Linked DNA regions of Homo sapiens: region 2 is linked to region 1. A link is an interaction called in ENCODE POLR2A ChIA-PET data of the cell type or tissue named here. Cell type or tissue: A673. All regions are shown on one strand. Each heading gives the region's core, and the rest is flanking DNA. Links, peaks and the distances in the headings are about the cores only. Region 1 overlaps SCAF8 (SR-related CTD associated factor 8). Region 2 has its middle 46 kb from the start of SCAF8.

Region 1 (16,735 bases), core at 4,624-12,623:
TTTTCCAAAATGGGTGGATTGATGGAAAGATAGGAGGGATAGATGGAAAGATGGATAGATCTGTGTATCTGCATATGTGTGCACACAGGCATATACATGTACATATGCCTCTGGATGATTATAACTGCTTTAAAATGTTTGATAGCTCCATCATCTGTGTCATCTTGGGATTGGCATTTGTTGATTGTTTTTTCCCTCGAGCAGTGGACAGATTCCCTGGGGTATGTGAAGTAAGTTTCACTTTTTTTTTTTTTTTTTTTGAGTTGGAGTCTCACTCTGTCATCCAGGCTGGAGTACAGTGGCGTAATCTTGGCTCACTGCAACCTCTGCCTCCCAGGCTCAAGTGATTCTTCCACCTCAGCCTCCTCAGCAGCTAAGAGCACAGGTGTGTGCCATCACTCCCAGCTAATTTTTTGTATTTTTGGTAAAGACAGGGTTTCACCATGTTACCCAGGCTGGTCTTGTAATCCTGGTCTCAAGCAGTCTGCCTGCCTTGGCCTCCCAAAGTGCTGGGAATACAGGTTTGAGCCACCGTGCCTGGCCAAGTTTCACTTATATGCTGGCGACATTTTTAATATTATGTTGTAAGACTTCATCAAAATCCTCTGAAGGATGTTGATTTTTGTTTATCAGGCAGTCAGTTTGGTTAACGTCAGGATGCGAGTTCTGTCTTGCCTTTTTGTGGTGGTTCCAGTGTCAGTTCAGTTCTCAAAGCATTTCTTTTGAGGTGCGCACAGCATACTTTCCACTCCAGTTAGTCTAGGAATTGGGCAGTGGTTTACATGGATTGTAGTTCTTAGAGCCTTTGCTGTGCTTCTTTGGGTCTGTTTCATGCAGGCGTAATTCTAGTATGAGCCCAGGACGTAGTTCATGCACAAAACTAGGGGATCCTCTTCTCTTTCTCTTTCTAGGATTCCCATTCATTCTCCAGATGCCAGTGTTCTTTTTTCTCTGTTTCTCTGGCCAAAAAGTCATGTTTCTTTCCAAGCTCAGCCTTCAGAATGAAGTAGTGAAAAAGAAAAATAGGAACTCCCACCCCTCTTCTTTGGATAATAGAGACCTCTGTTTCCTCTTCCGTTAGCCACAGATGGATCTTCTTGAGATTTAGGTACCAGTGTGGTAACAGGGTCTGCCTTCAAACTCTTGGCAAGGCCAGAAGGGAGAAGGGGAAATTTTCTTCTTTTTTCCTTCCCTCCTCCTCTACAGCATGGAGGAGTCCTTTTTCCTAGTATTCTGGCTGAATGGGGTTTCTCCTAGTGTTTTTCCCACTAGTATTGGCTACACCTTTCTGTATTCTCCTAGCACTGAGATCAAAGCTAGGAGATCATAGATGATACTAAACACTACGAAATTACCTCAGCTCCCATGCACAGCCACCCACCCCGTCCCCTTAGCTTTCACTGGTCATTTTTCAGGTTTGACTCTGGTTTCCAGTTTGCCTGCTGTTTTTTGCTTCCGGATTACTCAGGTAGTTGCTTTTTGTCTTGAGTTGGGGATTTTGAGTTGTCATCAGTGCGAAAGCAAGGCCTCGTAGTTTGGTTTACTCGATCTTGGCTGGCACTGTAAAGCGTATGTACCTTTTTTGGAGTATTTTTTAATTCCCTCTATTCCAAGGGTTTAGAAAGGATGTGCAAATTTGTGTGTTGAATTAAAGGACTTATGCAGATGAGTTTTTGGTTTTAGGGGAGAGTTGATTACAATTTTTCTTTGTTTCAAAGCAGTTTTAAACTAAGTTTCAAAAATAGATCTCTTCTTTTTTAACAGTATTCAAAACTGTAATGTTAATCCTAGACAGTTGCCATGCTTGAAAAATGGCATATCCTGCTTAATAATACAAATGTTAATTATTTATGTGAAAACAGTTGTAGCCCATAGGCAAAGATAATGAGAAAGCGTATGAGCATTTGGATTCGTCACAATAATCTTTAAAAAATTATTTATTTTTATTCATACTAATATGACATCTGGATATTAGAATCTCCAGATGTCATAATAATTTTTTTTTTTTTTTTTTGAGATGGAGTCTCGCTCTTGTCACCCGGGCTGGAGTGAAGTGGTGCGATCTTGGCTCACTGCAGGCTCCGCCTCCCAGGTTCACGCCATTCTCCTGCCTCAGCCTCCCGAATAGCTGGGACTACAGGCGCCTGCCACCACGCCCGGCTAATTTTTTTGTATTTTTTAGTAGAGATGGGGTTTCACCGTGATCAAGCCAGAATAGTCTTGATCTCCTGATCTTGTGATCCTCCCACCTCGGCCTCCCAAAGTGTTGGGATTACAGGCGTGAGCCACCGTGCCTGGCCATCATAATAATTTTATAAGCACTTTAAAAAATCAAATTCTGGGCTGGGCATAGTAGCTCACGCCTGTAATCCCAGTACTTTGGAGGCTGAGGTGGGCAGATCACTTGAAGTCAGGAGTTAAAGACCAGCCTGGCCAACGTGGTGAAAAACCTGTCTTTACCAAAAAATGTAAAAAATTAGCCAGATGTAGTGGTGCATGCCTGTAATCCCAGCTACCTGGGAGGCTGAGGTGAGAGAATCACTTTAACCCGGGTGGTGGAGGCTGCAGTGAGCCAAGATGGTGCCACTGCACTCCAACCTGGGCAACAGAGCAAGACTCTGTCTCTAAATAGATAAAATAAAATTCTGGCTCATTTTCTTTTCTTCTTTTTTTTAAAAATTAAAGAGGATTTCTTTTTTCTCCTTTACAAAGATTAGATAGATTTAATCTTGCTAGACAGATGTTTGCATATTTCAGACTTACAATTTTAGGAAAATAAACATCACTTCCCTTTGTAATGTCATACTTTTTTTTAAAAAAGGGTTCTAGATTTGAAATTCTGAGAAATACATACAGTATCGCACACTCTTCACCACATTATTGCATACTTAACTACACTCTGCTAACTGTGTCTATTAGTTTAGTAGAATATTGTCTGTCTCTAAAAGCAGATTAAGTTTCATGACAGAGGCCTAGTGCTAATGAATATATTTTGAATGAGTGATGAATTGTGGGATTATAGATAGATTACATTTTTTCTTTGTGTTTTTTTTGTATTTTCCAATTTTTTCATATTAAAATATTTTATGCCACAAAAAAGTTCTAAGAATTTTTTATTTATTAAAAATTTTTTTAGAGACCGTCTTGCTCTGTCACCCAGGCTGGAGTGCAGTGGCATGGTAAAGGCTCACTGCATCCTTGGACTCTTGGGCTCAAATGATCCTCCTGCCTCAGCCTCCCAGGTAGCTGGGACTACAGGCATGCACCCCCATGTCCCATTGATTTTTTTCTTTTTTCTTTTTTTTTAAATTTTTGTAGAGGCAGGGCCTTGCTGTGCTGTGCAGGCTTGTCTTGAACTCCTGGCCTCAAGCGATCCTCTCACCTTGGCCTCCCAGAGTGGTGTTGGGATTTATAGGTGTGAGCCATTGTGCTTGGCTCTAAGCATTTTTCTTAAAAGATTATTTCTTACATTTGATAGTGAGTTATTAGGTATAACATTTCAGATTTTATGTGCTTTGTTTGCAGTTACATGTGGTATGTTTTTTTCAAAGATGCTTTTGAAACACTTTGTTTGTTGGGAGGCTGAGCCAAGCAGATCACCTGAGGTTGGGAGTTCGAGACCGCCTGGGCAACATGGTGAAACCCCATCTCTACTAGAAATACAAAAATTTGCTGGGCATAGTGGCGGGTGCCCATAATCCCAGCGGCTCGGGAGGCTGAGGCAGGAGAATTGCTTGAATCCTGGAGGTGGAGGTTACAGTGAGCTGAGATTGCACCAGTGCACTCCATACTCCAGCCTGGGCAATAGAGAGAGACCCCTTCTCCAAACAAAACAAAACAAAACCAAAAAATCATTTTGGAAGTTTTCAGACTGGTCCTTTTTTTAGTATAAAAGGGAGGAGCTTTGGCTTTATCAAAAACCTGATCTGGGAGGATTCCCTCAGTATGTCTGTAACATCTCCTTTTGGCCTGTGCTGTTTATCTTTAAAAATTCTGATCACTCAAGAATATTGCTGTGTCATTAGAAGTTAACCAAAGCTTATATTTAAAGTTTTATTTTAAATATTTTTTATAAATAAATTTGAAAACCTTAGGAAGATAAAGTTTTGAAAGGAGTTTTTATTTTAAGGGACTATAAAAGTCACTATTTGTCGTATTATTTTAGAACATGCTTTTCTTAATATGGAATTTGCTGCTGTTATTTCTAAAGTTTCTGTTCTTTGGTCCCATTTTATCAGCAAAATCAGTTTATTAATGAAACAAATCTGTTATTTACCTTTTACTCCTGTATGCAAAATACTGAATTTTTATTTTCACTTGTAAACTTAGGAAAAAGCAGATATTGTTTTTAAATTTAATTTCTACTTTGAGTTATTAATAAAAAGTTTCACAAAAATATGAAAACTTTCAAGTTTATACACATACTAGAAAATAAAAGCATTCACTTATTTCTTCTACTGTATTAGTTTTCTATTGCTGTGTAACAAATTGTCACAAACTTAGCTTGTGGCTAAAAACAGCATGTACTTGTTTCACAGTTTCCATAGGTCAGGATCTAGGCGTTGGTTAGCTGGGTCTTTTGCTAATGGTTTCACTTGGGTGATGGAGGTGTTTTCCAGGGCTGGGCTCCCATTTGAAACTTCGGGCCCTCTTCCAAATTCATTCAGGCTGTTGGCTGAATTCAGGTCCTTATGGTTGTAGGACTGAGGTCTCTTTTTTTGTTTACTGGCTGTGGGCTGGGGGTTACTCTCAGTTTCTAGTGGCTACCCTCATGTCCTAGTAGCCATTGGTCCCATTTCTGGTCTACTACAATAGTTATCATCGGAGTGACTGTCCCACCATATTCATAGGTCCCACCCATACTGAAGGATGGGGTCATTAGATAGAGGGGATTATATAGGGCTTGTACAGGGTAGAAGTCTTGGGGGCCATCTTAGAATTCTGCCTGCCAAAGCTATTCTAACCAAACCAATGATAATTTTGTAGTATTTCCTTTTAATATTTTTTTGTGAGCTACCATTTTTATTTATAATACAAATATTTTACCTTGAGGCTTTGGAAGTTTCATTACTATCACTTATAAATATACCCATATTATTTCTGATTATAAAATAAGGGATTTTATTTGAGAGTTCAAGTATCTGTAGTGTAGTTTTAATTCTTAACATTTTAGTTGTGGTGGTTACCGTCATATCCCAAAATAATAATTTTATATTGCTGTTTCTGGAATGGTCAGTTTTAGACATTATTTATTGATTTTTTGCAGCAGCAGGTGATGCACTAGTTCACTTGTGTCATTCCTGCCCTGTAATACCTCTATTTGGGGTGGTGAGACTTTGGAATTCTCCATGATAAAGTGTTTTCCTCCTTGGTTGTATTTTCTTGTGTGTATTATAACTTATGGTTTTCTTCTTATTTCATCATTTACCAATCTTTTTATCACGTTTCCATTTTCTGGAAGTTTGTCACATCTCTGCTGATTTTTCTCCCCTCCTCATTCTGCTTTTCATTGTGAATTTTTATACCTTTTTCTTTCTTGAGTTCTTTATTGTCCTCCCAGTAAGAGGAAGAAAAGAAAAATATCTGGTTAGCATGCTGTCTTGAATTCAAAGTATGAAGATTGTGTTGGCTGCAGAAACTTTCATGAAGTTTCTGATTTCTTTGAAGATTTGGGGGATTCTAATCAGTACTCTCAAGGGCTTAAAGGACCATTGTTAAGAAAGATGGACTGGGTTGATTACATTTAGTTATTTTAGGTTCACTCTTAAGGTTAATTCCTTTGATCATAGAACCAGCAACCTTGTACATGAGCAAAATGTTGATGGTTCTCTGGGATGTAACTCATAATAAGCTGTTTGTTGGGCCCTTTAAGGTCATAGTAGAATTCATTTCATATTGCTGAAATTGGGAAAGGCACAAAAATGTTTGAAGTGAATACACTTACTTGAAATAACAAGCATGAAGGTACAACATTTTGTTAAATTTTGGGTTTTGGGTAATGAGTTTCATTTAATGCATAGAGGAGGGGAGGACATAAATATGCTCTCCAGGGGTGTGAGATTGCAGTGTTTATCAAAAAAGAAAAAAAAAACCCACATCTGTAGAATGGAGAATGTTGCCGAATCCAGGGGCTGGCCTGGTTTTGTAAGTAAGTTCTGTTGGAACACACTGTGCTGATTCATATACAAATTGTTTATGGCTGTTTTCTTGCTACAAAGGGCAGAGCTGAGGAGTTGTGATAGAGACAGTATGACCTGCAAAGGCTAGAATGGTTACTATCTGGCCCTTTGAGGAAAAGGTTTGCTGATGCTGGACCTAATTGATGAGTGCTTTTGAGATCTTGATTAGAGATAAGTTTTGTGATGGAGTAGCCATCTCAGTTTAGGTAAAAGATTCCTTAAACCTCGAGGAATTAGAAATTGATTTGACTTATAGAAGTCTTCAGATTAAAAATATGCATTTGCTGTGGTGCCTACAAGTGATAGTATAGAAACTTAAAATTTTACAAGTTTAAGGAACGTTCTTTAATGTACATGATGGGAGTTGAAACATAAAGAATGAATTAATTACACTGAAAACCAAGGCTCTTGTTTAGTATATTTTCTTTCCTTTTTTTTTTTTTTGAGACGGAGTCTCGCTCTGTTGTTTAGTATATTTTCATTGAAATGATAAGTCTTGAGTGGCCAAAGGAAAGGACAGGTGAAGACTGGTAGGTTATTTCAATCTCTGAGGTCAGATGAGCATAGAGAATTTGCACAAGTAAAGGGTTTCGTCATTTGACATTAGATAATATTAGAACATGGCATATGTGGGGAATAAACTTTTCATTTAGGAAGCATTTAGGAAGTTCAGAGAGAGTAACAGCATAGCAGGCACCAGTAGCCCTAGAAAAGGTAGAATTTGATGGAACAAACTAACTGGGATCAGCAGCCACTTAAGACTTTGGAAAACATGGCAGCAGGGAGCCAGATCCCAAGAAGTAGACTGATAAGATGGAAACCTGTAGAGAACACTGGGTAGCTGGAGAGCCCAAGCCTTCGCAGCATGTAGCCATGGTCTTCTCACCCAAGCATAGAGATGGAATCAGCAGGCAAAGGAGAAAAGTAAGGTCCCAGAATCAGCTTTCATTCTTTTTCAGCGTTTTTCAGCGTAAAACCATGATTTTTTATCCTGGATCAGATTTTGAGAATATGAAGAGAATAACATTCCCAATTCTTGGAGGCAGGTTAACATTATCTGATTAGAATGAGAATTGGAATGAAGCTTGGTAGTTCCTAATAGCAGTGGGTTACAGCAATATTAATAAATTATCCATTGGATAATGAAGGTTTATTATTGAGTGCTTGCTGTGTACCAGGCATTGTAATGTCTTGTAGATGTAAGTACATTAAATATAGTCTCTTTATGTACATTATTTAAGGAAGTTTATTAAAAGCTTCTAATGGGCCAGCATCATCATCATATTCTTTTTCTAAAGTACTGGTTGTTAGTTATAGTGTCATTCATAAAATTCTCAACAAATGGTCTTTGATGGAGGTCCTTGGAAGGCAGGTATGCTCACCACTATACCACCAGCACCATCAGATGGAGGTCTTTGGAGGATTAAGTTTGATGCTTGGGATTGAGTGGTAGTGAACTGTATAGAACACCTAAATTTTGGACAAATTTATTTGGAAACTACATGATGACAGAGTGCTTCTGAAGTCATGTGCTGGGTTCACATTAGTTCAGTAAATGTTGAATAAACTTGTACTCTAACCAATTTATAAAGAGCCATAAAACAGCTTAGTTAACAAAATTAAACACAATAGAAAACAGTTTATTTTTGTATCCAACGAAACTAGTTAAATATAGCAGAGAAGTAGATGTCAGTAGACATTTGAAATGTGTGTTCAGATTAGTAGAATAAACATATCAGCAAGATCCCTAGAAGCCAAGGAAAGAAGCAGGAAACTTGTTAAGTCACATATCTTTGATAAAAAGTAAGCACCAAGCTAACTGAATCACTCTCTAATTTCTGGATTTAAGTAGATTATTTAATAGGATCAGTAAATGACACTATTGTAGGGGAAATTTTTATCAACCTTCTTTAAAGTTGAGAACTTAATAGTAAAGGCATTCATTGAAGAATTAGATGAAATGATGTTTTCTGATGATCAGATTTAACAAATTAGATTTTAGAGACTCTAGAGAAATAGTTGGAGGCATATGTACAGCTGACCCATGAACAATGGGAGGTTTAGGGGCGCCAACCCCCGTGTAGCTGAAAATCATATAACTTTTGACTCTTCCCCAACTAATAATAGACTACTGTTGACCAGTAACCTTACCAATAACATAAACAGTTGATTAAAACATATTTTATATGTTATATATATTATATACTGTATTCTTAAAGTAAGAGAAAAGAAAATGTTATTAAGAAAATTATCAGGAAGAGAAAGTATACTTACTATTCATTAAGTAGAAGTAGGTCATCATAAAAATCTTTACCCTTGTCTTCATGTTGAGTAGGCTGAGGAAGGGAAAGAGGAGTGATTGGTCTTGCTGTCTCAGGGATGGCAGAGGCAAAAGATGTGGAGGAGAGGGAAGGGGAGGCAGGAGAGGCAGACACACTCAGTGTAACTTTACAGAAATAATAATTTCTGTCCAACTTTTTTGCTTTTTCATTTCTCTAAAAATGTTTCTATACCATGGCACCAATTCTTCTTCCACCGTTGGCTTTAATTTTAGTGCCTGTGTCATAGGAGGGTTTGTGTCCTAAAAATAAATCAAAAGCAGTCTTGGATAATTGTAACCCTTCTGCCAGATTGTCTAAAGTAGATTTGTTTTCTGGCACTGCTTCTTCTGCTGCTTCCTGACCGTCTGGCACTGGTTTGGAAGCACTCTTCTTCATCAAGTTGTCTTCTGTTAATTCCTCTGACGTGTCCATTAGCTCTTGAATTTCTCCAAGATTCATATCCTGAAACCCTTCACCTCCCTCCAGCAGCACCCCCCCCCCTTTTTTTTTTTTTTTGCTATATCCACAATTTTATGATTACCTTCATTGGTTCTGTTATAAATCCTATGAAGTCATGTGCAACATCTGGACACAGTTTTGCCCAGCAGGAATTTATTGTTTTGTGCTTCACGGGTTTCAAAGCTTTTTTTGTGGCAGTGGTGGCATCTTCAGTGGTATAATACTTCCAGACTTATATGATGTTCTATTGGGGTTCTCTTCCACAGCATTGACAATCCTTTTTATAGGCTACAGTGTATAATGAGCCTTAAAGGTCCTTATGACCCCCAGATCTAGAGGCTGAATTAAGAGATGTCTCGTTTGGGGACATGTAGACTACTTTGATGCCTTCATTGTTGCATGGAGTTATGGTTGACCAGGGGCATTGTCCAGTATGAAAAGAATTTTAAAAGGCAGTCCCTTACTGGCAAGGGTACTTCCTGACTTCAGGGACAAAGCATTGATGGAACCAGTCCAAAAAAAAGCATTTTTCTTGCCCAGGCCTTCCTTCTGTGCAACCAAAAGACTGGTAGCCAGCCAGTGTCTTCTGTCTTTTCCTATCAAGGCTCAGGTTAGCAGCTTTATAGAAAGGGCAGTCCTGATTATAAGCCTGACTGCATTTGCACAAAACAGTGGAGTTAGTCTATACCCTCCTGCTTTAAATCCTGGTGTTTGCCTCTCTTCCTTACCAGTAAGTGTTCTTTGTGGTATTTTTTTTTTTTTCTCCAGAATAAGGTACTTTCATCTGCAAAAACCTGTTCAGGGAGATACTCATTCTCCTCAACGATATTCTTAAATTCTTAATGATATCTGGGAAATCATGTGTTGCCTCTTGTTTGGCAGAAGCTGCTGCTTCTGTTATCTTTTTTTTTTTTTTTTTTTTTTTTTTTGAGATGGGCGTCTCACTGTGTCACCCAGGCTGGAGTGCAGTGGCACAGTCATAGCTCACAGCAACCTGTGCCTCCTGGGCTCAAGTGATCCTCACACCTCAGCCTGTAGTTGGGACTACAGGCGCAGGCCACCATGCCTGGCTAATATTTTTTTGTATGTTTTAGAGAAACGGGGTCTTGCCATGTTGCCCAGGCTGGTTCTGAACTCCTGGAATCAAGTGAGCTGCCTGCCTTGGCCTCCCAAAGTGCTGGGATTATAGGCATGAGCCACCATGCCTGACCTTCCCCTGGTATCTTGACATTTTTTAAGCCATACTTCTTTCTAAAATGATAAGTGATCCTTTGCTGGCATTAAATTGTCCAGCTTTAGATCTGTCACCTCTCTTTTGCTTTAAGGATCACATAATGACTTACCTTTTTCTCTAATCATATTAGAGTCTGTAGGTATGCCTTTCTTATAACAATTCTGTACCCACACAGAGGCTGCATTTTCAATACAAGATAAAAAGGTATTTCATAAAAAGTTTGAGGTTTTTGGCCTTTTGAGATAGCTGCAGTGACAGCTTCATGAATTTCCTTTTCTTTTTTGACAGTGGTCCTTATAGGCCAGATTCATTTGTCTTGAAAAGGTGGGCAACTGCGGCTGAAGATCTCAACCTACTATACATATCAAGCAAGTCAGCGCTTTTCTTTTAATGTCATGACTTTGCTTCTTGAGAGCACCTTCAGCATCACTAGTGCCACTTCCCATGGGTCTGTGGTGGTATTCAAGGTTCATGTTACTCCACTAAACATAATGAAAAACCTTCGAGAACTGCAAGATACCATTTTTTACTATGATATGCAATTTATTAGAGAGATGAACTGCTCATGCAGAAATGGTTAACATCACATGGCATTTTAAGTGGATACTCACACTCGAGCTCACTGCAATAGCAAGAGAAGGTGGCTATGAAATTATTATACTAGAGGTTTTTGTGGTTATGATTAATACTTCATCTTTAACATTGTTTATGTTTCTCTCTCCTGTGAATGGCGCTATGTATGTTTGTAAATGATAAACTAAAATAAACTAGTATCTACATATATTGTATGCATTCATGACATGCCTTTTTTGTTTTTTCAATATTGCTAGGCTATGCAGTTCCTCTGCATGTGTTTTTAAATTGTCAAAAATCTCTCAAAAATTTTCTAATATTTATTGGAAAAGTTCACATAAAAGTAAGCCAGGCGCAGTGGCTCACGCCTGTAATCCCAGCACTTTGGGAAGCCAAGGTGGGTGGATTGCTTGAGCCCAGGTGTTTGAGACCAGCCTAGCCAACATGGCAAAACCCTGTCTCTACTAAAAATACAAAAATTAGCCCAGTGTGGTGGTGTGCACCTAAAATCCTAGCCACTCAGGAGGCTGAGGCACAAGCATCACTTGAACCCAGGAGACGGAGGTTGCAGTGAGCTGAGAACACGCCACTGCACTCCAGCGTGGGCGACAGAGTGAGACACTGTCTCAAAAAAAAAAAAAAAAAAAAAAAATCACATATAAGTAGACCTGCGCAGTTCAAACCCATCTTGTTCAAGAATTGACTGTATTAAGTGAGCATTTGAAACATAATGTATTATCCAGTATTTCCTTGAATAGTAACTTGAGTGTCTGCAGTGGGTACATTTTTAAGGAAGAGTCTTAGATAAGAGTTGCTTTTAAGACTGTTGAAAATGCTTTAGAAGTCTAAATTATATTTTTTGCTCCGTCCCATCTTCCCAACCTCCCAAAAGAAAACAAAGCTTTGGTCTGCTACAATATGGACTAGTGCTTGATTGAAACTTCCATACTTTACCACAGAAAATGAAAGAAGTAATGTGTTGTCAAGCACAGAGTGAGCTGATGCCTCTTCATTACCCTAGTAATATAAACAGCAGTAGGATGTACTTTCACATGGCTGAGTGAATATGATTTGATTGGTCCTTTACTATTATTCACTGTAATGGAGAATGCCTATCAAAGAGAAAGCTTTTTATTTTGATAATAGCTAACCCTTATTGAGCTGTTCTAGTGTGCTCTAAAAGTTTTCTATACGATGTTTCTGTGAAAACAGTATTATTTCTGTTTTGTAAATAGAAAACTAAGGTTAATTGGTTTAACAACTTTTAATAAGGGGACATATAGTTGGAATTAAAATTTAGATCTTTCTGTACAAAGCTTGTTTGGTGTTGTGTCCTATATGTATTTGTTTATTTTTGTTCATTCTTAACAAATATCTATTCTCTGCCAGACACTGAGGATACAATGCAAATTAAAAAAACTAAACTGAAAATACAGGCTTTCTGTTCTTAGACCTTATTCTCCAGTACGAGAGGACAGGAATGGATTTCAAATGGGCCTGCTGGGAAATTTTGGGAAATTGACCTTTACTTTACATAATTTGCTGTAAGCACTGTAGTAATGTGGTAACATTATTTTGAACTTGGTGAGAAGACGGGCATACCGGTAGATTTTCTAAAGCAGGTAGGAATAAAGGGCATGAATATATTAAAATTCCCTGTGAGTTTGACACAGATCTTAACTTCAAGAGTTTAATAGTTTAAGGATCTTAGCTTAAGAATTCTTAGAAAGTAGGCTGGGTGTGGTGGCTCACACCTGTAATCTCAGCAGGGAGATGTGGGAGGCCGAGGCGGGCAGATGACTTGAGCCCAGGAGTGTAAGACTAGCCTGGGCAACATAACAAAACCCCGTCTTTACAAAAAAAGAAAACACACACACACACACGTTGAGTATGGTGATCTGTGCCTGTAGTGCCAGCTACTTGAGAGGTTGAGGTACACACACACACACACACACTCTCTCTCTCTCTCTCTCTCTCTCTCTCTCTCTCTAGTTGAGTGTGGCGGTCCGTGCCTATAGTCCAGCTACTTGAGAGGTTGAGGTAGGAGGACCCGTTGAGCCTGGGAGGTCAAGGCTGCAGTGATCGGTGCTTATGCCACTGTACCACTCCAGCCTGGGTGACAAAGCAAGACCCTGTCTGAAGAAGGAGAAAAAAAAAAATTCTTAGAAAGTATGTGATGGGATCCTAATTCTTGTCGACCATTGTCATGAACAGATGGGTGCCTTTATGAGAACTTAAGGAGGAAGCATGTTTGCACTTCTACCAGGATTCATTTCCATTTGGGCAGCAGTTGGTCTTTGGTTAAACTGGTTTTTGTTGTTGTTGTTTTGACACAAAGCCTCGCTCTGTCACCATGCTGGAGTGCGGTGGCGTAATCTAGGCCCACCGCAACCTCCATCTCCCAGGTTCAAGCAATTCTCATGCTTCTGCCTCCTGAGTAACTGGGATTACAGGCATTTACCACTACACCTGGGTAATTTTTGCACTTTTAGTAGAGATGGGGTTTCGCTGTGTTGGTCAGGCTGGTCTCACACTCCTGGCCTCAAGTGATCCACCTGCCTTGGCCTCCCAAAGTGCTGGGATTACAGGTGTGAGCCACTATGCCTGACCTTGGTTAAACTCTTACTAAGTTAAATTTCATTAAAGGAACTTGCGTCCTTTGTCTCTTACTGTCAGTCAGCATCACCCTGTGACATATCTTTTAAAAAATCAAGTATTAGTTAAATAATCATACAAGTAAACATCAGATTACAGCAGTGAATGCTTCACAGGTATTATAAATGATAGCACAAAGAAAGCATAAAAGAGGGAGTATTGATCTGATTGGGGAGGTCGGGAAGCCTTTCCTCATTAGGTGATGCTTTAAGATGGATGGGTATGCATTAACTATTGGAGAGACCCTGGTAGAGAGTATTCCAAATAGAGGAAACAAGCCTATTTTAAAGGCCCTGTGGCAGGGACCTGAAAAAAGACGACTGTGTGTCTAGAATAGAAGGCTGGGACAATAGTGTAAGATGAGGCTGGAAAGGTAGACAGGAGTTAGAATGGACAGGGCCTTAAATATACAGGTTTTTTTGTATTTATCCAAAGAGTGGGAAGGCATCGACCATTTTAAGGGGGGTGGGTAGTAGGAGTGGGTGAGTGTCAGTTACCTGATCAGATTAGTTTTTGAAAAGATAGCTGTATTTTAAGTGAATTAATGCAGGAACAGAAAACCAAATGCATGTTCTCACAAGTGAGAGTTAGGCATTGGGTACTCATGGACATAAAGATGGCAACAGTAGATACTGGGGTCTGCTAGAAGAGGGAGGGAGGAAGGGGTTGAAAAACTGTTGGGCACTAAGCTCAGTACCTGTGTGATGGGAATTTTTTGTACCGCAAACCTCAGCATCACAAAATACACCCAGTGACAAACCTGCACATGTACCCCCGAATTCTAAAATAGAAGTTGGGGGGGAAAAAAAGAAAAGATAGCTCTAAACATGGTAGGGAGAACATACCGCATGTATTTAGACGTTGTTCTTCAGGTGAGAGATTAAGGTAAATTGGACTGTGGTCATGGTATGGTGGTTAGAATTTTGAAATACGAGTTGGTAGAGGGAGAGGAGACAAATATGGGGAAAAACTGGGCAGATTTCTGAGATACGAAGGGCAAAAATGAGTAGAATTGAATGCTATAAGTGGTGCTGAAGTAAAAGCTATGCAAGATTCCCTAAGTTTGTAGTTAATTAACCAAGAAATTCTGTTTGAATTGCGTTTAAAATCTGTTGAAGTTGTTTTTGCAGTGTTCTGATGGCCAAAGTTTAGTTTCGACTTCTAATTAATATCTTACAGTGTTATACTTAAAAATCAGCATCTCTGCATATAATAGAAGTTTTAATCAGTAATTGTCTGTTGCCTGATTCCCTCACACTAAAGTAGGATTCTTTCCCTTTGCTTATATGAGAAATTTCAAAACAAAGATTTGGAGGTAGGCCGGGCACTGTGGCTCATGCTTGTAACCTCACCACTTTGAGAGGCTGAAGTAGGCAGATTGCTTGAGCCCAGCAGTTCAAGACCAGCCCAGGCAACATGGTGAAACACCACCTCTACAAAACATATAAAAATTAGCCCATGTGGTGGCGTGTGCCTGTAGTCTCAGCTACTTGGGAGGCTGAGGTGGGAGTATCGTTTGAACCCAGGAGGTAGAGGCTGCAGTGAGCCGTGATCATGCCCTTGAACTCCAGCCTGGGTGGCACAGTGAGACCCTGTCTCAATCAATCAATCAATCAATCAATAAAGTGGGGGATGGGGTGGGATTATTGTTAAACATTAGAGCCCTTTTTTTGTTTTTTCTTTTTGAGACAGAGTCTCCCTCTGGAGTCTCCCAGGCTGGAGTGTAGTAGTGCAATCTCTGCTCACTGCAACCTCCACCTCTTGGGTTCAAGCAGTTCTCCTGCCTCAGCCTCCCAAGTAGCTGGGATTACAGGCGCCTGCCACCACACTAAGCTAATTTTTGTATTTTTAGTAGCGACAGGGTTTCCCCATGTTGGCCAGGCTGGTCTTGAACTCCTGATCTCAGGTGATCTACCTGTCTAGGCCTCCCAAAGTGCTGGAATTACAGGCATGAGCCACCTTGCCTGGCCAGAGCCCTTGATTTTTAAAAAAGTTTTATTGAGATACATACCATAAAATCAGTCAACTTAAAGTATACAATTCAGTGGTTCTGTGCAACCATCATCACGTTCCATTTTAAACTAATTTCATCATCCCAACAAGAAACACTCTACTCATCAGCAATGATTCCTCATTTATCTCCAGCTCTTTCAGCCCTAGACAACCACCAATAGATTTGCCCTTTCTGGATATTACATATAAATGGAATTATATAATATGCTGCCTTTTTCACCTGACTTCTCTAGTTTAGCATAATGTTTTCAAGGTTCATTCAGGTTGTAACATGTATCAGTACTTTTTTTCTTTTTATGGCTCATATTTCGTCGAATAGATACATTTGTTTACTCATTAGCTGACAGATATTTGGGTGTCTGCTTTTTTATGAATTTTAAATGAATTTTATGTGAATAGGGCTACAATGACCACGTGTACAGGTTATTATTATTTTTTCTTTCTTTTTGAACCCTCAGACGGGAAAAAGTATCATGTACAAGTTCTTTGTGAATACATGTTCTCAGTTCTCTTGGGTACATACCTAGAAGTGGAATTGGCTGGGTCTTACGTTAACTGTGTTTAATCTTTTGAGGAACTGTCAAGCTGTTTTCCAAAGCTGCTGCAACATTTTACGTTCCCACCAGTATTGTATGAGGGTTCCAGTTTCTCCACATCCTTGCTTACACTTGTTACTGTCTTTTTGATTATAAGCAAGTAAGTGTGAAGTGGTAGCTCATTATAGTTTTGATTTGCATTTGCCTTATGGGCAGTGATGTTGAGCTTGATTTGTAAAAGAAAAGCAGTATGTTGGTTTCATTGAGAATATAAAAATGAACATGTTTGGTAGTTTCATGTAATTGCTTGGAGAGTTTTGCTGTATGTAAATTTGTTCTTTTTTCATCAGTTGTATTCCCTGAATGACTATAAACCACCCATTTCGAAAGCGAAAATGACCCAAATTACTAAGGCAGCCATCAAAGCTATTAAGGTGAGTAATAAATTTTACTCTTCTATTTTCAAAAGAAAAAACTATATTAATAGTTTGGATGGGGGATAATTTTTTTATGGATTATATGTTCTTTTTCACTTTACAGTGTTAACACATATTGTGGAAAAACACAAAAAAGAAAATCTGTCACCTGTAGACTCTCCCACCTAGAGATAAACATTTAATGTTTATTATTACTCTTTTTTAGAGACAATGTCTTATTCTGTCACCCAGGCTGGACTGCAGTGCCACGATCATAGCTCACTGTGGCCTCGACCTCCTGGGCTCAAGTGATCCTCTTGCCTCAGCCTCCTGAACATTTAACATTTTG
Region 2 (16,735 bases), core at 5,758-13,757, 78 kb before region 1:
TTGCAGTGAGCTGAGATCGCGCCACTGCACTCCAGCCTGGGTGACAGAGCGAGACTCCATCTCAAAAAAAAAAAAAAAAGGCTATTGAGGTGGCTTCCGTTATTCGTGTTTCAAATCTTCCCTGGTAAGTAGCATGCTCCAGGGTTGGGGACCACTGTGTTGGATTGTGACCCCTTTGACAACAGGAACTAATTGTCTCTGCATCCCCAGCACGTGGGTTACTGTCTCAGACATGTATGAATTTAGTAACGTCTGTTGCACGGAACAGAGGATCTGAGAAGATCTAGAAGGATGTAAAATCCAAGTGTATCCTCAAAGCACCTCCTAAGACCCTGCTATGGCTTTAGATGTAACTATTTCCCATCATTATACCTCTGTGCCTCGGAGAGAAGGCTTACCTGAGTACCGTTAAGGACACTTGGGGACTAAAGGGTGGGAGAAGAACATTGGTCAACTGCAAAATTTTTCATGGAAACGCAGAATTCATACTGATAGTGTCAGAGGTATTTGAACCACAGCAACTCCATCTTGAATAGGGGCTGGGTAAAATGAGGCTGAGACCTACTGGGCTGCATTCCCAGATGGTTAGGCATCCTAAGTCACAGGATGAGATAGGAAGTCAGCACAAAATACAGGTCATAAAGATCTTGCTGATAAAACAGTTTGCAGTAAAGAAACCGGCCAAATCCCACTAAAACCAAGATGGCGATGAGAGTGACCTCTGGTCGTCCTCACTGCTACACTCCCACCAGTGCCATGAAAGTTTACAAATGCCATGGCAATGTCAGGAAGTTGCCCTATATGGTCCGTAAAGAAGAGGCATGAAAAATCCACCCCTTGTTTAACATATCATCAAGAAATAACTTGGCCAGGTGCGGTGGCTCACGCCTGTAATCCCAGCACTTTGGGAGGCCAAGGTGGGAAGATCATGAGGTCAGGAGTTCGAGACCAGCCTGGCCAATATGATGAAACCCCATCTCTACTACAAATACAAAAATTAGCCGGGCATGGTGGCACGTGCCTGTAGTCCCAGCTACTCAGGAACCTGAGACAACTTGAACCCGGGAGGCGGAGGTTGCTGTGAGCTGAGATTGCACCACTGACTCCAGCCTGGGCAACAGAGCAAGACTCTATCTCAACAACAAAAAAAAAAAAAAGAAAGAAAGAAAAAGAAAAAAAGAAATAACTATAAAAATGGGCAATCAGCAGCCCTCGGGGCTGCTCTGTCTATGGAGTAGCCATTCTTGATTCCTTCACTTTCCTAATAAACTTGTTTTCTCTTTACTCTGCAGATTCACCCTGAATCTTGTATTGCATTAGATCCAAGAACCCTCTCTTGGGGTCTGGATCGGGACCTCTTTCCTGTAACAATAGAGCAGCAAAAATTATGAAGTTAAGCTAAAGCCTCATTGGGGGAATTGAGAAAATACCTTCAATTCCTGTTTGATAGCACCGTCCAGTCTCAAACACTGTTCACCAGAAATCTCCTGAGTCCTGTCAGCATTGGCATTTCTCTGGAGATGTGAAATTTGCTATGCCAAGGCACACGGTGCCTGATAAAACCTAACTAGCTTGACGGAAAAATGTTGAACCATCAAAGGCCTCTGAAGGATAAAGGACACGGATTTTAGAAGTTGGAAACAAAGTAACCAGGAATTTTCCCACAAGACTCTAGAGGCTGTTAGAACTATGAGAGAGCATAGGAGAATTTTTATATTACTTTAGAAAGGCTGATTGTTGTGAAGTGTGCAAACAGAAAATAGAAAGGTTTGGATTCCTGAAATTAGAAGCTATTCTTCTTTTTGTGTGTGTCTTTTTTGCAATGTAAAGCACAAACTGTGAAGGGGACAACATTTTGAAGCACTTTGTTTTGTTTTGTTGAGACATGGTCTCACTCTGTCACCCAGGCTGGAGTGCGATGGTGCGATCTCGCCCACTGCAGCCTCCACCTCCCGGGTTCAAGTAATTCTCCCACCTCAGCCTCCCAAGTAGCTGGGACTACGGTTGTGCACCACCACAGTCAGCTAATTTTTTTGTGTATTTTTTTGGTAGAGACAAGGTTTCACCATGTTGGCCAAGCTGGTCTTGAACTCCTGACCTCAAGTGATCCGCCCGCCTCGGCCTCCCAAAGTGCTGGGATTACAGGTGTGAGCCACCACACTCAGCCAACACTTTGTTATTCTTGAGTGTTCTTTCACCTTGCCATCCCAATTCAATAGAGCTCAGTTTTTGGTTTTTTGTTTCTTTTGAGACAGAATCTCACTCTGTTGCCCAGGCTGGAGTGCAGTGGGACGATCTCGGCTCATTGCAACCTCTGCCTCAGTCTCCGAGTAGCTGGGATTACAGGCACATGCCACCATGCCCGGCTAATTTTTGTATTTTTACTAGAGATGGGGTTTCGCCGTATTGGCCAGGCTGGTCTAGAACTCCTGATCTCAGGTGATCCGCCTCGGCCTCCCAAAGTGCCCGAACTACAGGCATGTGCCACCACGCCTGGCTATTTTAAAAAAATTTTGTACAGACAAGGTCTTGCTACGTTGCCCAGGCTGGTCTCAAACTCCTGAGCTCAAGCAATCCTCCCACCTCAGCCTCCCAAAGTTCTGGGATTACAGGTGTAAGCCACTGCACCCAGCCAGCTATGACTATTTGAACCTTATCCCAAGATCATATCACTACCCTTAGGACCAATTCTGTCCTTCAGTAGGATCTATTAAAGCATGTTAGGTAGTCTAACAGTATAGAACTCAGTGGGGTCTTCCTTAACTTGCTACTGCTCTCACCTTATGCCCATTTCAATATTTATACATTTACCTTTTTTCTGAGACAGTTTTTTCCTACAACATACATGGTATGACATACATAGAGAAAAGTGCACAAATCGTAAATGCTCAGTCTGTTGTCTCAAAGTGAACAGCCTCAATCACCATCACCTGCTTAAGACATAGAACACAGACAGCACCCCAGAAGCCTTCTCTATGCTCCCCACCAATCATGCTATGCTCCCTTCCTCCAAACATTCTACTATTCGGTTTTCTATTATCTGTTTCTGAGTTTTATTTACAGAGAATCATATGGTACATGTTATCTCATGCCTGGTATTTATGCTATGCATCATGTTTGTGCGATCCAACCTAGTTTTGCATATAGCAGTAATTGACTCTTTTCATTATATAGGATCCAAGGTACAAATATATTGCAATTTGTTTACTGATTCTACTGGAGATGTGTATTTGTCCCTAGATTTTGGTTCTTGTGAGTAATGCTGTTCAGAACATTCTCAGGGGTCCCCAGCACCCAGGCTGCAGACTGGTACCTGTCCATGGCCTGTTAGAAACTGGGTTTCACAGCCAGGCGCTGTGGCTCACGCCTGTAATCCCAACACTTTGGGAGGCCGAGGCAGGCGGTTCACGAGATCAGGAGTTCGAGACCAGCCTGGCCAACATAGTGAAAATCCATCTCTACTAAAAATAAAAAAATCAGCCAGGCGTGGTGGCACGCGCCTGTAATCCCAGCTACTCGGGAGGCTGAGGCAAAAGAATCACTTGAACCCAGGAGGCAGAAGTTGTGGTGAGCTGAGATAGTGCCACTGCACTCCAGCCTGGGCAACAGAGTGAGACTCCATTTAAAAAAAGAAAAGAAAAGAAAAGAAACCAGGCTTCACAGGAGGAGGTGAGTGGCAGGCACACGAGCATTACTGCCTGAGCTCGGCCTCCTGTCAGATCAGCAGAGGCATTCGATTCTTTCTTACAGGAGCATGAACCCTGCTGTGAACTGTGCATGCGAGGGATCTAGGTTGCATGCTCCTTATAAGAATGATGATCTGAGGTGGAACAGTTTTATCCCGAACCCATCCCCTGCCACACTATCTCCCAGGTCCATGGAAAAATTGTCTTCCACTAAACTGGTCCCTGGTGCTAAAAAGGTTGAGGACCGCTGTTGTATATGTCTTTTGTGTATGTGAGCATGCGTTTCCGTTAGATACATACGTAGAGGGAGTTAAGCTGCTGGGTCGTGGAGTATGCACACACTCAACTTCCGCAGATAATGCCTAAGTTTCCCGATATAGTTCTACCAGTTTACACTCACAGTGTATGAGATTTCTCATTTCTTCTTGTCCTTACCCAGAATGGTATTGTTTACTCTTTAAACTTTGTCCCTTGGGCATGTTGTGGTATCTCATTGCCATTATAATTTGCATTATAATTTGACTAATGAATTTGGACCCCCTTTCAAACGTTTATTGGTCGTTAAGTTATCATTCAAGTCTCTTGGTCACTTTCTATGAGGTTGTCTAATTTGTAGAGAGGTTCTTTGTATATTATAAATATAAGTATTTACTCGATTACACCAATTGCAAACACCCTCTCCTACTGCTTGGTTTGCCTTTTCATAACTTTAATTGTGTTTTGTTGAAAAACAGAAAGTTAATGAAGTATAATTTCTCAATTTTGTTTTTAGTTTTTCCTTATTTTTGCCCTCAGTCTCCTCTCCAATATTTGTTTTTATTTTTTATTTAACAATTTCTCAATTACTTTCTTTGAGAGGGCCTTCTACGTCCTGTTTAAGACATATTTCCACATCCAAAGTTATGAATATTTTTTCTATTTTATCTTCCAGGAGCTTTACTGCTTTCTCTTTCATAAATTACAACTCACCTGGAATTAGTTTTTTTGAATGGTGGGAAGTATGGGAGGTATAGGAAAAGTTTTATTGTTCCATATAGCTTTACAACTGACCTCGCATCATTTATTGAAAGGACTGAGCTTTCCTTACTGCTGTGTGTGTGTATGTAAGCGTGTGTTTGAAGACTACTAGTGTGAATGAAAATATCAATACTTCATATCAATACTTCATGAGTTGATTATTATAAGTGGTCACAAATAGATTCAAATACATTTGAATTTTTATTTGCTCAGTTACAATTGAGTTATACCCCATAAGAAAAGCAGAGAAAAAAGAAAAGGCAGATAAGGTTAAGACAATTAGAAACAGAAAAAGAAGGCTGAACCACATATAAAAGGGATTCCAGGGACAAGGAAATGAGTCAGAGCCTCCTAGATTTGCTCACAGAAAAAAATAAAAAAGAGAAAATATAGTATAATTAAACCTAGCTCATGGCCACAGGAAGGAGTTGAGAAGTTTGAACACATCCAGATCTCAAGAGTGGCGAGGTGTGTGGTTGTTATTTAAGTACAATTTAAACCTGAGACTGAATGAAGAGCCCATAAATCACTAGTAGAGACTGGACAGGGGCCACCCCAAGCAGTAAATTACTAAAGCAAGTGAGGACAGCAATATTCAATGAGGATATATTAAAAAACAAACAAACAGATTGATTACTGTGTAAATGTATCAATGTGCTCTCTACCCCCCACTCTAAACTTCCTCCCCGTATTAACTACAGGGAAATCATACTCATCAAATTTAGATTCTGGTAGCTCATACTTAAGTGGAAGGCAAAAAGGCATTGAAGAGTGAAAGTAGAAAGAGTTTCACTTGATACATCTTTTTCACTTTCAAAAAAGGAAGTGTCAGTTTCTGTCTCTGGCTGGTGATTGCGGAAAGAGAATGAAGAAGTTTATAACAAGGCACACATGGGGATGGGAAAGGGAGGGACTTTATTTCATAGCAGATAACAGCCACAATCATAATATACTAGCCTACTTCAGTTTATTAGCAATAGTTCTTTTTTTTTTTGAGACGGAGTCTTGCACTGTCACCCAGGTTGGAGTGCAGTGGCACTGTCTTGGCTCACTGCAACCTCTGTCTCCTGGGTTCAAGCAATTCTCCTGCCTCAGCCGCCCAAGTAGCTGGGATTACAGGTGTGCACCACCACAGCCAGCTAATTTTTATATTTTTAGTAGCGAACGGTTTTTGCCATGTTGACCAGGCTGGTCTCGAACTCCTGACCTCAGGTGATCCGCCTGCCTCAGCCTCCCAAAGGGCTGAAATTACAGGTGTGAGCCACCATGCCCGGCCAGGAATAATTCTTTAGGTCATTTTTAGACACCTGATTTACTCAATTTACTCACTAAGACCAGTTGGTGGTCATATATAGAGCTTTCAGATGAGGGGGAAACATCCCCTTTAAGATGAAAAAAAAGTCTATTATTCCTTACATTAACTTAAGCATCATCCACTATACCTGATATCTGCAAATTTTGAGTCTCTCCAAAGTACTGCAGAGTGGATTGGCTCTCTCTTAGCAGTACCCCTATTGCCCAGGCTGGAGTACAGTGGTGTGATCTCAGCTCACTGCAGCCTCCACCTCCTGGGCTCAAGCAATCCTCCCACCTCAGCCTCCCAAGTAGCTGGGACTACAGGCCTACACCACCACACCCAGCTGGTTATTTTTTATTTTTTCTAGTTACAGTATCTCATTATGTTGTCCAGGCTGGTCTCAAATTCCTGGCCTCAAGTGATCCTCCCACCTCGGTCTCCCAAAGTGCTGGGATTATAGGCATGAGCCACCATGCCTCACCTCTTTTTTTAATATGGAAGATATGACAGAGGCTCTGAATTAGTAGAGGATTTATTGATCACTGTTGATTGTCTGATTTGCACTCATTCACTATATATTTACCACTGACTTCTTACCACATAGCAAGTACAACTGCTCAAAGCACTGAAAAGCATGAGACTGGAGGGGTGCAATGGCTCACACCTGTAATCCCAGCACTTTGGGAGGTCACAAGGGCAGATTGCCTGAGGCCAGGAGTTTGAGACCAGCCTGGGCAACATAGTGAGACCCCCTGTTAATACAAAAAAATTAAAAAATTAGCTGGGCATGGTGGGACGCTGGAATTAATACAAAAAAATTTAAAAAATTAGCTGGGCACACTGGTAGTCCCAGCTACTTAGGAGGCTGAGATGGAAGATCTCTTGAATCCGGGAGGTTGATGCTGCAGTGACCTATGATCATGCCACTGCACTCTAGCCTGGGTGACAGAGACTCTGACTTAAAAAAAAAAAAAGTGAGACCCCTCCAAAAGTTCTCATATTCTCTCTTTTTTTTTTTTCTTGAGACAGAGTCTTGCTCTGTCGACCAGGCTGGAGTGCAGTGACATGATCTCAGCTCACTGCAACCTCCGCCTCCCATGTTCAAGCAATTCTCCTGCCTCAGCCTCTGTAGTAGCTGGGATTACAAGTGCGCACCACCACACCCAGCTAATTTTTGTATTTTCAGTAGAGACGGGGTTTTGCCATGTTGGCCAGGCTGGTCTCAAACTCTTGACCTCACGTGATCCACCTGCCTCAGCCTCCCAAAGTGCTGGGATTATAGGCGTGAGCCACCACGCCCAGCCAATTCTCATATTCTTGACCTGAAATTGTTTACAGTCTAACGGTGAAGAGGAGAGATAAATAGATACAGGTACTACATGAGATACCATGACACCATGGAAAGAGGGAACTCAAGTTTATCTTGAGACAGGGAAATAATTATAGAAGCAGTGATGTTTTTGCCTCGACTTAGAAGAGTAGGAGTTTGGAACCTATACAAGTTGGGTAAACAGCATGTAAAAAACAAGGTGTTCAGAGAGCATGGTACCACTGAGAACTTACAAGTGGCTTGATATTTTTGGAGCATGAAGTGTCACAAGAGAATAATTATAAGTTGGCACCACATGCAGCAAATGCAAATTAGTGTGACATGGACAGTTGCTGTGACAGAAGTATTTTATAAAGAAGGTTGTTATCAACCTGCAAAAACACTTTAAAAATGGTACAGAAAACTTAGTGTTTTCTTCTAAGCCAAATTCATATTTCAGCCTCTTTGAACTCTGGTTAGATTGTCTCTCAGTTTCTTTTAATAAATTACTTTGGTCCCCTCTCCCTCTCCCTCTCCCTCTCCCCATGGTCTCCCTCTCCCCATGGTCTCCCTCTCCCTCTCTTTCCACGGTCTCCCTCTCATGCCGAGCCGAAGCTGGACTATACTGCTGCCATCTCGGCTCACTGCAACCTCCCTGCCTGATTCTCCTGCCTCAGCTTGCCGAGTACCTGCGATTGCAGGCGCGCGCCGCCCCGCCTGACTGGTTTTCGTATTTTTTTGGTGGAGACGGGGTTCCGCTGTGTTGGCCGGGCTGGTCTCCAGCTCCTAACCGCGAGTGATCCGCCAGCCTCGGCCTCCCGAGGTGCCGGGATTGCAGACGGAGTCTGGTTCACTCGGTGCTCAATGGCGCCCAGGCTGGAGTGCAGTGGCGTGATCTCGGCTCGCTACAACCTCCATCTCCCAGCCGCCTGCCTTGGCCTCCCAAAGTGCCAAGATTGCAGCCTCTGCCCGGCCGCCACCCCGTCTGGGAAGTGAGGAGCGTCTCTGCCTGGCCGCCCATCGTCTGGGATGTGAGGAGCCCCTCTGCCTGGCTGCCCAGTCTGGAAAGTGAGGAGCGCCTCTTCCCGCCGCCATCCCATCTAGGAAGTGAGGAGCGTCTCTGCCCGGCCGCCCATCGTCTAGGATGTGGGGAGCACCTCTGCCACGCCGCCCCGTCTGGGATGTGAGGAGCGCCTCGGCCCGGCCGCGACCCCGTCTGGGAGGTGAGGGGCGTCTCTGCCCGGCCGCCCCGTCTGAGAAGTGAGGAGCCTCTCCGCCCGGCAGCCACCCCGTCTGGGAAGTGAGGAGCGTCTCCGCCCAGCAGCCACCCCGTCCGGGAGGGAGGTGGGGGGGTCAGCCCCCCGCCCGGCCAGCCGCCCCATCCGGGAGGTGAGGGGCGCCTCTGCCCGGCCGCCCCTACTGGGAAGTGAGGAGCCCCTCTGCCCGGCCGCCCCTACTGGGAAGTGAGGAGCCCCTCTGCCCGGCCAGCCGCCCCGTCCGGGAGGGAGGTGGGGGGGGTCAGCCCCCTGCCCGACCAGCCGCCCAGTCCGGGAGGTGAGGGGCGCCTCTGCCTGGCCGCCCCTACTGGGAAGTGAGGAGCCCCTCTGCCCGGCCACCACCCCGTCTGGGAGGTGTGCCCAACAGCTCATTGAGAACGGGCCATGATGACAATGGCGGTTTTGTAGAATAGAAAGGGGGGAAAGGTGGGGAAGAGATTGAGAAATCGGATGGTTGCCGTGTCTGTGTAGAAAGAAGTAGACATGGGAGACTTTTCATTTTGTTCTGTACTAAGAAAAATTCTTCTGCCTTGGGATCCTGTTGATCTGTGACCTTACCCCCAACCCTGTGCTCTCTGAAACATGTGCTGTGTCCACTCAGAGTTAAATGGATTAAGGGCGGTGCAAGATGTGCTTTGTTAAACAGATGCTTGAAGGCAGCATGCTCGTTAAGAGTCATCACCACTCCCTAATCTCAAGTACCCAGGGACACAAACACTGCGGAAGGCCGCAGGGTCCTCTGCCTAGGAAAACCAGAGACCTTTGTTCACTTGTTTATCTGCTGACCCTCCCTCCACTATTGTCCTATGACCCTGCCAAATCCCCCTCTGTGAGAAACACCCAAGAATGATCAATAAAAAAAAAAAAAAAATTACTTTGGTTGGGTTTTCTTCCTTTAGAAATGGTATTTTCTCCTTCCCTTAGGAAATAGGTGGAAGGTCAGACTAACTTCTCACACACTCCATCCTTTGTCAGACAGTCATAGCTATGTTTTTATAAAACTCTAAATGGCCATTTATTACTTTGATCAGATTAATAGATTGTAGGGTAGTAAAACAGATCATTCCATTCGATTTCAAGTGGAAATATAGGAGTTATTCACTCCTTTCCCATTTTAAGAAACCAGAGGTAGCCTCTGTTTTCTCATTATCTTCTATGCATTCTGGAGATTAACAAATTCACTAAAAGACACTCAAGAGTAAAAACTTTCAAGATCAAATGAGTTGCTGGTAGAACTGAAATTGAAGAAGACATTTTAGCATTAAATCAAGGTCTCAGCCACTGAACTTCTTTTTTTTTTTGAGACGGAGTCTCGCTCTGTGGCCCAGGCTGGAGTGCAGTGGCGCAATCTCAGCTCACTGCAAGCTCCGCCTCCCGGGTTCACGCCATTCTCCTGCCTCAGCCTCCCGAGTAGCTGGGACTACAGGCGCCCGCCACCACGCCCAGCTAATTTTTTGTATTTTTAGTAGAGACAGGGTTTCACCGTTTTAGCCAGGATGGTCTCGATCTCCTGACCTCATGATCTGCCCGCCTCGGCCTCCCAAAGTGCTGGGATTACAGGCGTGAGCCACCGCGCCCGGCCACTGAACTTCTTAAAAAATCAAAATTGATAATGAAATTTAAGATATTGGGCTCCTGTTTCATAGACCTCACTTTTTCATTTCCTATTCCTGCCTTACTTAAATATTAATGAAGGATTTTCTTTTTCTTGAATTGGTTCCAACACCAGTGTTTAAATATAGAAGCTCTTGGAGGAGCAAGCATTTAACCAGAATTTACTCCTAAACAATCCTTCATGCCCATTTTCACTTGTAACATTGAAGTTGTTAATTTACTTTTCTATTACTTTCCTAACCAAATAAACAAGAGCATCTTAAACTAAAAAGCTTTTGTTCTTCATAAATATTTCTACTAGGGACCAACATTGCAAATAGCATTTTTTGAAAAGGTTTGTCTAAGCAAAATTTTTACCAGGTGATCCATATATGTAGTAGGAATTTGTAAAGCATCTACTATCAGCATAATGTTAGGCATGAAGTAGCAAACAGAATAAATATAAATATAGTCCCCATACCTGAGGAATATATTATCTTAATGAGGAGGAATACAGAGGAAACAGGCAAGTAATAATATAAGGCTATCAATGATCCATGACAAAGGAGAGGTCATTAAGTCTTTTTGCTACACTTTCCTATCAAAAGTAGGCCCTGGAGGAGATTCCTAGACTCCTCTAGAGAGTTTATTGATGAGATCTGGGAAGGAGCCAGGAATCTGAATTTATAAGAGCCAGCTGCTATTATTAAGATAAAAGCCAAAGCAAAATGAGCTGGTTTGCCCAAGGTGTGTTTCATTAAAGAAATGACCGACCAGCTGAACCTAATACCCTGAAAAGGATTTAATTAGGTTTGAGAAGCAAAAGGAAGTAGTGTGTGTGCATTTTAAAAAGAGGAAAGCTAGATGATGTGTTTGGCTGGAGCTGTAGGATTCATCTTAGACATAGCAAGAGTCAAAAGTGAAACAAAATTTAATCAAGCATTTATTCAGGCCAAGAACACTTTTATTTTGTAGACAGGGCAAAGGTATTTGAGTTGAGGAATGAAGGGATGAGATCAGCTTTTTAGCAACATTAATCAAGCAGAGGCATTTAAGATATATGTATCGTGAAAACCAGGAGGACAAGGCTACTCATTCATTTATTCATGCATCCATGCATGCATTCATTCATTCACTTAGCAAGTATATATTGAGCACTCAAATTCTCAGAAATGCCTTGTGCTAAGTAAGAAGTACGCACAGTTGTAAGCACCAACGGCCAGAAGAACTGTAACGCCAATTTTGTGAGTTATCTATGTTTAATCTTTTTTGTTACCTAAAATTTCTTCTTGTAGCCTGACTTAATTTAGGACTATCCTAGCAGCTTTCAGTTTTGTATTTATGCTAATTTGCCTAGCTATTCGGAGTCAGCTGCATTTGCAATTAAAATGTTCTATGTAATTGTTAGAAAACTATTCTGTAAGTGAGATGAAAAACAATTTTGTTCTCTCCAAACTATGCTAACAAGGCCAAGAGCAGAGGCTCATGCCTGTAATCTCAACACTTTGGGAGGCCGAGGAGGGTGGATCGCCCGAGGTCAAAAGTTCGAGACCAGCCTGACCAACGTGGTGAAACCCCATCTCTACTAAAAATACAAAAATTAGCTGGGCGTGGTGGTGGGAGCCTGTAATCTCAGCTACTCGGGAGGCTGAGGCAGGAGAATCGATTGAACCCAGGAGGCAGAAGTTCCAGTGAGCCGAGATCATGCCACTGCACTCCAGCCTGGGCAACAGAACAAGACTTCATCTCAAAAACAAACAAACAAACAAACAATACACACACACACACACACACACACACACACACACACACACTAACAAGACTCTAGAGAAAAAACTAAAAAGACTAAGGCCATATGAATAGGTAACTAGATCTTGAAACAAAATAGTTAAGGAAATTGGCTTCATATTAATGCCTATGTCAGTACTGAGAGGAATCAATCGGTATACTTAATAAATACTGAAAAATATTTAAATTTAGTCGTATGATTAATCATATCCTGATTGGAGGCTTGGTCCCTGGGGTGGTGCTTGGTATGCATCATATATTTCACTGCAGAACTTTGAACTCTTAATAAAAGGAGGCACAGCCGGATACTAAGCTATTATCTGTGTAGGAGTTATTGTGAGTAGAACACATCCCAGCTTGTAAAAACTAGTATATTTCCCCACTTTCCTTAAATCTTTTTCTGGGAACCTCATCTCACCAAATGGTAAGAAATTTAATCTGAATTGTCAGCCAGGTGCGGTGGCTCATGCCTGTAATCCCAGCACTTTGGGAGGCTGAGGCAGGCGGATCACCTGAGGACGGGAGTTTGAGACCAGCCTGACCAACATGGAGAAACCTGTCTCTACTAAAAATACAGAATTAGCCGGGCGTGGTGGCTCATGCCTGTAATCCCAGCTACTCAGGAGTCTGAGGCAGGAGAATTGCTTGAACCCGAGAGGCAGAGGTTGCGGTGAGCTGAAATCATGCCATTGCACTCCAGCCTGGGCAACAAGAGCAAAACTCTGTGTCAAAAAAAAAAAAAAAAAAAATTTAATCTGAATTGTCATCATGCTAAATATCAAAAAACATTAGACCCATATATGTAACAGGGGTCACAAATTGGGGCCCGTCAGCTTAGGTTTAATTCCTGGGTGTGTTTTATTGGCCCACAAAGTACATATTGCAAATAAACAATTTATTAACTACTAAAAAGTTTGTAAGTAGTTGCCAGAATTAATATGGGAAGCTTTCACATAAAGCTTATTTGAAGCTTCTATTACAAAATCAGAAGATCTGGCACTATTTGGCCTATGCTGATTTTTTTTGTTTGTTGTTGTTGTTGTTGAGACAATTTCACTCTGTTGCCCAGGCTGGAGTGCAGTGGCATGATCTCGGCTCACTGCAACCTCCACCTCTGGGGTTCATGTGATTCTCATGCTTCAGCCTCCCAAGTAACTGGGATTACAGGCGCCCACCACCACACCCAGCTAATTTTTTTTTTTTTAATGAAGTCTCGCTCTGTTGCCCAGGCTGGAGTGCAGTGGCACAATCTCAGCTCACTGCAACCTCCTCCTCCCAGGTTCAAGCAATTCTCCTGCCTCAGCCTCCTGAGTAGCTGGGACTACAGGGGTGCACCACCACGCCCGGCTAATTTTTTTGTATTTTTAGTAGAGATGGGGTTTCACCACGTTGGCCAGGCTGGTCTCAAACTCCTGACCTCGTGATCCGCCCGCCTTGGCCTCCCAAAGTGCTGGAATTACAGGCGTGAGCCACCACACCTGGCCCTAATTTTTGTATTTTTAGTAGAGACAGGGTTTTACCATGTTGGCCAGACTGGTCTCAAACTCCTGAACTCAAGTGATCCATCTGCTCACCTTGTGCTGGGATCATCCCAAAGTGCTGGGATTACAGACATGAGCCACCATGCCCAACCAGGCCCACATTGATTCTTAGCAGCAATTGGCTTGAGCTGAATAGCCTCTGTCCCTTTTGAAGGGGTATCTTCTTGTAGCTTGCCACAGTCCCCAACCATATTTATAATCTTAAACCTAAGTGCTTCAGCCAGTGATTTGGTCCTCATCCCTGTAGGCATTTGATTTTTGCCACTCCAACGCAAGGGTTTTGAGGGAGAAACATGACCAGAGCTCAGTAATCCAACAGGCCAACTAGGCATGTGTCTAAGGGGCCCTGAAAATAGGGCCATTAAACCACGGAGATTGTTTTTGAAATCTATATGTTGTTAAAACATTGAAGTAACCAGGAGAAATGCCAGCACTGTACTGGATTGTCTAACATCTATTTTACAGAGTGGAGGTTTTTATATTTTTAATTAAATGGGGAGGGAGCACACAGCCCATCAACAGTTTTTCAGTGCTAAAGACTAGGAAGATCATTATCTGGACCCTAAATTGAAACCCAAGGAGGTTTTTCACCCCCAACTTTTCAGCTATGTCAAGAGTCAAAAATTATAGGATCTATAGTTGAGATTATTTGGAACCGTCAGAAGTCACAAATAATGGCCAGGCACAGTGGCTCATGCCTATAATCCCAGCACTTTGGGATGCCGAGGCAGGTGGATCACCTGAGGTCAGGAGTTCGAGGCCAGCCTGGCCAACATGGTGAAACCCTGTCTCTATTAAAAATAAAAAAAAAAATAGCTGGGCATGGTGGCCCAAGCCTGTAATCCCAGCTACTTGGGAGGCCAAGGAAGGAGAATTGCTTGAACCCGGGAGGCGGAGGTGGCAGTGAGTCGAGATCACACCATTGCACTCCAGCCTAGGTGACAGTAAGACTCTGTCTTTAAAAAAATAAAAAGTAGTGGGTAGCCAGTGAACTCCCATCTTGTATGGTAAGGATATAAAAATACCCAAGGGTAAATAAGAGGACACTCCTAATTTCGCTCTTCATTGACTAAGGTCAAAGTGGAATAATGTATAATATTATTATATACATAATACTCCAGCCTGGGCCACAAAGTGAGACGCCGTCTAAAAAAAAAAAATTAAAAATAAAATAAAATGGAATACATAAGAAACACACAAATTTACACCAAATTCCTTTAATGTCAGCCTGTAGTTACCTTCCTCATACTTTACTAAGTCGTAAAGTTGTTTTCTGCTACATGTCCAGACAAGATAGACTTAAGGGCTCAATAATAAGTTGTAAGAACTGCAACAAGCTGAAATACATAAAAATATAAACTTCAAGTTTATTATAAAACAAAGAAAATACTAAAGATTATTCTCAAAATGAGATTAGATAATATTAAAAGTAATTTAAGAATTATCTGAATTAATTTCAGATTATATTAGAACAAGAAAAGAAGGGGCAAGAGGGAGGGGAGAGAAGATTGAACAATGTGTGGTCAAACTGCTTGTCAAAAACTAGAGGGATTAAAAATACTTTGTCACATTGTTGATGCCAACCATTACAGAAGTATAGGTTAAATTTTGCTTTTGAAAAAATTAATAGTCAGTTCTAGTAAACTTCAAAACAATAGAGTAATATATTACAATAACTGCTTAAAAAAATTGGTCATGAACTATTTGCCAATCATTGTTCAAAGGACCTACTCTGTCACCCAGACTGGAGTGCAGTAATGGTATCATAGCTCACTGCAGCCTCAAACTCCTGGGCTCAAGAGATCCTCCCACCTCAGCCTCCTGAGTAATTGGGACTACAGACATGTATCACTATGCCTCACTAATTTTTTTTTTTTTTTTTTTTTTTGAGACGGAGTCTCGCTCTGTCGCCCAGGCTGGAGTGCAGTGGCACCATCTCGGCTTACTGCAAGCTCCGCCTCCCAAGTTCACACCATTCTCCTGCCTCAGCCTCCCGAGTAGCTGACTGGGTCTTACTATGTTGCCCTGGCTGGTCTGGAACTCCAGGCCTCAAGCATATCCTCCTTCCTTAGTCTCCTAAAGTGTTGGGATTACAAGGGTGAGCCTCACCATGCCTGGCCTATTTTCCCATTTTCACAGATGATGAAACTTCAACTTAAAGAGTGTGTGGCACATATACAAATTGATACAGCAAATTATTTGGGGAACAGAAATTAAAAGCCAGGCCTGTCTGATTCCAGACCATGAACTCTTAATGGTTATATCTTATTCCCTATCAAAACATTCGTGAGGATACTGCAAAGAAAATATAATTCATGGCTGGGCATGGTGGCTCCTGCTGTGATCCCAGCACTTTGGGAGGCCAAGGCAGGGGGATCACCTGAGGTCAGGAGTTTGAGACCAGCCTGGCCAACATGGCAAAACTCCGTCTCTACTAAAAATAAAGAAATTAGCCAGGCGTGGTGGTGGGCGCCTGTAATCCCAGCTACTGGGGAGGCTGAGACAGGAGAATTTCCATGTTAAGAAAATGTCATATTGGGTTCTAAAACAGTCTAAATGCTATTTTTTAATAAACACAAAAAATGATCATCTGGGCTGGGCATGGTGGCTCACCCCTGTAATCCCAGCACGTTGGGAGGCCAAGGCAGGCAGATCACTTGAGTCTAGGAGTTCAAGACAAGCCTGGAGAGCATGGCAAAACCCCGTCTCTACTAAAAATACAAAAATTAGTGACTTGGGAGGCTGAGACATGAGAACCACTTGAACCTAGGAGGTGGAGATTGCAGTGAGCTGAGATCATGCTGCTGCACTCCAGCCTGGGGGACAGAAGGAGACTCTGTCTCAAAAAAAAACAACAAAAAAAATCTGTTATGGGATTAAAGAAGAAAAAAACACAAAGAATGAAATGACACAAAATGATTAAAGTCGAAGGATAAAGAAAAAATATTAGTCAAATACAGAGATAAAGTTGTTACCATTATATGGCTGGGCGCAGTGGCTCATGCCTGTAATCCCAGCACTTCAGGAGGCTGAGGCAGGTAGATCACCTGAGGTCAGGAGTTCAAAACCAGCCTGGCCAACATGGTGAAACCCCGTTTCTACAAAAAATACAAAAATTAGTTGTGCATGGTGGTCTGTGCCTGTAATCCCAGCTACTCGGGAGCCTGAGGCAAGAGAATCGCTTAAACCTGGGAGGCAGAGGCTGCAGTGAGCTCAGATTACACCAT

What was found. ChIA-PET counts read pairs that join two places held together with the same protein. Peaks named below come from ENCODE experiments on the same cell type or tissue, not always from the same donor. Only the 100,000 strongest peaks of a DNase experiment are listed, where the experiment ranks them.
Region 2: POLR2A ChIA-PET joins it to region 1 with 11 read pairs; 3 of 35 experiments call an interaction of 5 or more read pairs at or near these places.

Annotation. Positions count from the first base shown.
Region 1 is chr6:154,757,669-154,774,403 of GRCh38, forward strand. SCAF8 (SR-related CTD associated factor 8) reads left to right here. Exons shown (of 20, transcript NM_014892.5): 2 at 16,321-16,404. Among named protein-coding and RNA genes, the nearest start is that of SCAF8, 33 kb to the left of the region's middle. In A673, for the core only: no CTCF peak of the experiment used is centred there; no DNase peak of the experiment used is centred there; H3K27ac peaks cover 411 bases.
Region 2 is chr6:154,678,809-154,695,543 of GRCh38, forward strand. No RefSeq gene overlaps it. Among named protein-coding and RNA genes, the nearest start is that of SCAF8, 46 kb to the right of the region's middle. In A673, for the core only: no CTCF peak of the experiment used is centred there; no DNase peak of the experiment used is centred there.